Linked DNA regions of Homo sapiens: region 2 is linked to region 1. The links are chromatin loops, found by intact Hi-C in ENCODE. Cell type or tissue: dorsolateral prefrontal cortex. All regions are shown on one strand.

Region 1 (2,500 bases):
AAAACTAAAAAAGAAAGATGAACGTTCAATTTGTACAATTATAAGACTGAGGCCAAGAGACAAAGTAGTAAAAGGAGATTCTCCCCATCTTGCAGATAGACGCGGGTACTTACCAGCCTGATCGCATTCTCAGTGCGATGGCTCACATGCAGAGACGGGGAGCTTCCATTGGATCTTACTGCTTGCCACCCCATAACCTTGCTTTTCTTTGAATTTTATTTGTTTTCATGTATATATTTAAACTGAGCCTACTTTGGGGAGGAAGGGGGCAGGGAGGCTGTACTCCATCCGTGCTGGATAGAAAAACAGGCCGGGCATGGTGGCTTATGCCTGTAATCCCAGCACTTTGGGAGGCCAAGGCACGTGGATCACTTGAGGTCAGGAGTTTGAGACCAGCCTGGCCAACATAGTGAAACTCCGTCTCTACTAAAAATACAAAAATTAGCCAGGTGTGGTGGCGAACATCTGTAATCCCAGCTACTCAGGAGGCTGACGCAGGAGAATTGCTTGAACCCGGGAGGCAGAGGTTGCAGTGAGCCCAAATTGCAGCACTGCACTCCAGCCTGGGTGACAGAGCAAGACTCCGTCTCAAAAAAAAGAAAAAGAAAAAGAAAAATCAAAAAACGGTTAAGGCCTCCAAGCAGGCAGGTGGCAAGAGAGGAAGTTTCTTAATAAAATGAACAAGGCAATTTCACACCAACTTGATGTAGGCCCAGCCAGCTCTGCAGTGCCGCAATACTATGGTTTATTTCAGGGAAGCTGCTGAAAGTTTCTTGGAGTGTAGAATTTGGGCAGATATGAAGGGGGGAAAAGGCGAAGAGAGAAGTAAAATGGCTAAGCAGCAAATGAAAATAGTGTCCTTGAGCTCCGGGGTCCCCTGTCCCCCATGGCCAGGTGCCTCTGCTGGTATCCTCTGCTCCTTCCTCGGCCTTGGCTCCCCTGCCAAGCTATTTCCAGGCTTTGAGGGATTCATCCTTCATTCTTGGGCAAGGAGAGGAGGCAATGCAACCCCTCTAGTGTGAAGGTGATCTTGGGCACACTGAAGGCCAAGGTCAACTCGGCATCATGTCCCAGGAAAGGGAGACAGAATTTCGGACCCAGGGTTGCCTGGTAAACTTCTTGGATCCTCTTCCTGCCTACTTTTTCCCCCATGAGCAGGCTGACGGGCCCATTTGGTGCTAGGTGTGCCCTGACCCTGGCCCGGTAAGGGTGGCCCTGTGTGAAGTATGGGTGCTTGGCACTTGGCTGGAGGACTTTCTCCTCATGCTTGGCAGGGGGCCAGGAACAACCTGGAGGGCTGCAAAGGTCAAGGCCAAGCCACCCAGGTGATGTCACTGGTAGGCTGGGACATCCCAAGCTACTAGGCCGGGTGGGAACAGGCCCCAGCATCGCCTCCTAACTTCCTTCTGGGTCCCACAGTGGAGGAAGTTATCTCATGAATCGCCAGTGGGCTAGCCTGCCCTCCAGTGGTGCTCAGCTGTAACTGCACCACCCTCCCGACTTGGTTTTTCACAATGGGGTGGGAGGCTCCCCCTAAGATCAACTTGTTTTAACTACACGAGGGAGACAGGATGCTGATCTGTCATTTTGGGCATCTCTTCACGTCATATGATATTCGGCTATAAAAAGAGAGGAGAGCTAGGATAACTCGTTTTTGTTTTTTGTTTTTTTTGCCGGTAACTTTGCTCGTCTTGCTTTCCTGACCTCTCCAACAGTCTTAATGTGTGTCTGTGTGTTGTGGGGGTGGCTGCTAACCCACATACCTCAAAGACAGGTAGCAAAGGGTTAAGTCACATTCTATTCCATGCCTGTCTGACTTCCAAAGCCATGTTCCTCTGGTACAACATACCCATGCAAACTCTCTAGGCCAGGGTCAAAGAGCAGCAAAAAGTGGGGTCAGGTGGGGTGTCAAGACAATGGGGAGTGGTGGGGACTGCAGCAAGCTGAGGCATGTGTGCACATCTAAAAGGCACAGTCATGTGACTCTTCAGTGGGAGTGCTGGATTAGCACTTAAAAGCAAGCAGAATCTGAATTTTTATGTAAAATTCCCAATTTTGAATACTGACAATGAATTCAGAAAGTAGTTTCAATGTTATGCAAGTCAAACAAAAAATGTTTCTAACATGCTGAGCTTCTATAACACCCTCACGTTGCAGGCGAGGTCTGGAGAGAGGAGGTAACTTGCCCATGGCCACGTGACTAGAGACAAGTCCTGAGCTGGGAACCCATGTCTCCTGACTCCCAGGCCAGTGCTCCACTCAGCACACCTCTCTGTTGTTTGCGCTGCTGTCCAGTCCTTACGGCAGGGGGTGAACCACCTCTGACTTCAGTGGGGTAAGAGGAAACATTGGATTCACGCTAGACGTGGAATACCATTGTGTTTATTGATCAAGCCTGGCTTCGAGTGTGACAGAGCCATTCTTGGTTCTCCTTGGAAGTAACAAGAACACTGGGTAACATGTGAAGTGCATGGAGACTCACCTGAATCCCACCAAAGTA
Region 2 (2,500 bases), 180 kb before region 1:
GAAGTGGCAGGGTGTGGGGGGGTGGCCTGACATCCTCACTGACCTAAGCTGATCTGCAGAGCCAGGGGTGGAGGTGAGGATTGATGGTTCAGAGGTCCAGTTTTTCTATTTTTCCTTCAAGACAGTGTCTCACTATGTGCAGGCTGGAGTGCAGTGGCTCAATAATGGCTCACTGCAGCCTTGAACCCCTGGGCTCATGTGATCCTCCCATCTCAGCCTCCCCAGTAGCTAGGACTACAGGCACGTGCCACCATGCCCTGCTAATTTTTATTTTTATTTTTTGTAGAAGAGGAGTCTCACTTTATTTCCCAGGCTGGTCTTGAACTCCTGGGCTCAAGCAGTTCTCTCACTTTGGCCTCCCAAAATTCTGGGAGTACAGGAGTGAGCCACCATGCCTAGGTGCACGGTTTTTTGGGGAACCATGAGCCAGGAAGGACACAGGCTTGACTTTGTCCCAGGAGGGGAGTAGAAGTGAGGGGCTGTTGAGTGGATTTGTAAGAGGCCATTTGGAATCTTAAAAATATTTTTCCCGGCCGGGTGTGGTGGCTCACGCCTGTAATCCCAGCACTTTGGGAGGCTGAGGTGAGTGGATCACCTGAGGTCAGGAGTTTGAGACCAGCCTGACCAATATGGTGAAACCCTGTCTCTACAAAAAATACAACAATTAGCAAAATACAACAATTAGCCAGGTGTGGTGGCGCGCGCCTCTAGTCCCAGCTACTTGGGAGGCTGAGACAGGAGAATTGCTTGAACCCAGGAGGCGGAGATTGCAGTGAGCCGAGATCACACCATTATACTCCAGCCTGGGTGACAGAGCAAGACTCCACCTCAAAAAAAAAATTTCCCTCTGGGGGTGGTCAGAATTTGTGCCTGTGTTGTGTGAGTTTGTGAGATTGTAGCTTGGCCCAGGTAGGCAGCCCTGTGGCTGGAGGCTGTGGCAAGCTGTCAGAAGTTGCCCAGGCCAGGGCCTCAAGTGTGCAGGACAAGCTCGGGCACCTGGCTGCCTGCAGGTGAGGCCCTGAGGCCTGGGAGAGGCTGGGCTCCCCAGGTTTGCCCCAGGACAGTCTCCCCAGGACACAGGGCTGAGAGCGGACATGGGAAGTACCCCGGCCAGACACACAGAAAGCTGCTGGTTTTTTTTTTCCTCTGACCCGGAAAACCCCTGCAGCTGGGGTCTGAGGCTTTCAGTGAGAAGAGAGGCGAGAAAGGCACATGATTGTAAGACAAGCAAGGCTGGGACTAGGCGGCATTGTTTGGAATTCAATGACTTTTTAAACCGAGGAAACGTGAGTCATCCTCAAGACAGAATGGGTTTGTTAGATCTCGACATCCCTGGCAGAAACAGGCAGCGTTTGCAGGGGTCGCTGGGCTTGCAGGGAAGATTTTGGGGCGAGGAGGCGGTGCCTTGACTTCCGGGCTCAGGGTCCACCCCCTCCCTCACGTCCCAGGGACCTCTAAGAGAGAAATCTCCAGAGATAAAAGCCTGTGTGTCTCTTAGGTGCAGATTTGGGGCTCCAGCCGTGGCTGTTAATGGAAGGAGGCTCCCTTCTGCCACAGTGGCAGGACATTGCTTCTTGTGCTTCTGGACCCTCAACGAATGGGGCAGAGAGGGCTTAACTGCATCTAGAGAAGGCTGGATTAGCATGGCCAATTTGGGATTTTCTGGCATGGGGGCTACAGACCCCTACAGGATCCAGGCAAGATATGTGAGTAAATTGGGTCAGGAGGGACCCTGGAGAAGCCAGCATCCATCTGCCCATCGCAAGCTGCCTCTATACTCACTTCATCTGTTCCTAGTGGGAATGCAGCCCCTTTGGAGCGAAATCTTTTGATATCCTAAGTTTTTTTTTTTTTTTTTTTAGACAAAGTCCCGCTCTGTTGCCCAGGCTGGAGTGCAGTGGCACGATCTTAGCTCATTGCAACCCCTGCCTCCCAGGTTCAAGTGATTCTTCCGCCTCAGCCTCCTGTGTAGCTGGGATTACCGGTGGGCACCATCACTCTTGGCTAATTTTTGTATTTTTATTGGAGACGAGGTTTCACCATGTTGGCCAGGCTGGTCTCTAACTTCTGACCTCAAGTGATCTGCCTGCCTCGGCATCCCAAAGTGCTGGGATTACAGGCATGAGCCACACTGCACCCGGCCAAGATTTTTTTAATATAAAATTTTTACATGAAGTCTTCAGGTTTTCATGAAATCTAATTTTATAATGTTGGTAATTTTTTAAAAGTATATTGGACGAACTGAATGAATGTTTGAGGACCAGGCGTTTGAAGACGGTGAATGGGCTCCTGGGGCCAAGCGTTTGGGATGAGGGACTGGTCCCTGGTTGTCAGCAGAGGGCCCCTTCCTGCCAGTCTGGTTCCATATCCAGCTTGAAATATCTGGTCCTCTTGGTCCTGACCCTGGCATTTGCTTAGAGCCTTGAGCTTAGGATGTGGCCAAGAGGGAGACAAAAATTCTTCCCCCTGAAGGCAGAGAGGGATGTGAGGCCCAGCCCAG

What was found. Hi-C counts contacts between places; a loop is a spot of excess contacts. Peaks named below come from ENCODE experiments on the same cell type or tissue, not always from the same donor. Only the 100,000 strongest peaks of a DNase experiment are listed, where the experiment ranks them.
Region 2: it touches region 1 in a loop (2.4-fold over the local background); 15 of 110 quality-filtered maps call a loop at or near these places.

The regions. Positions count from the first base shown.
Region 1 is chr16:57,083,387-57,085,886 of GRCh38, reverse strand. It overlaps NLRC5 (NLR family CARD domain containing 5), which reads right to left. Exons shown (of 49, transcript NM_001384950.1): 49 at 2,367-2,500. Among named protein-coding and RNA genes, the nearest start is that of CPNE2, 7.9 kb to the left of the region's middle. RefSeq lists an enhancer at 1,225-1,354. In dorsolateral prefrontal cortex, CTCF peaks have their summits at 1,280 and 1,482 (motif pointing left); a DNase peak (open chromatin) is centred at 1,446; H3K27ac peaks cover 493 bases.
Region 2 is chr16:57,259,336-57,261,835 of GRCh38, reverse strand. The region is part of intron 2 of PLLP (plasmolipin); the gene reads left to right. Among named protein-coding and RNA genes, the nearest start is that of ARL2BP, 15 kb to the right of the region's middle. RefSeq lists enhancers at 1-553, 965-1,024, 1,035-1,174, 2,218-2,500. In dorsolateral prefrontal cortex, no CTCF peak of the experiment used is centred here; a DNase peak (open chromatin) is centred at 1,275; H3K4me3 peaks cover 726 bases; H3K27ac peaks cover 2,500 bases.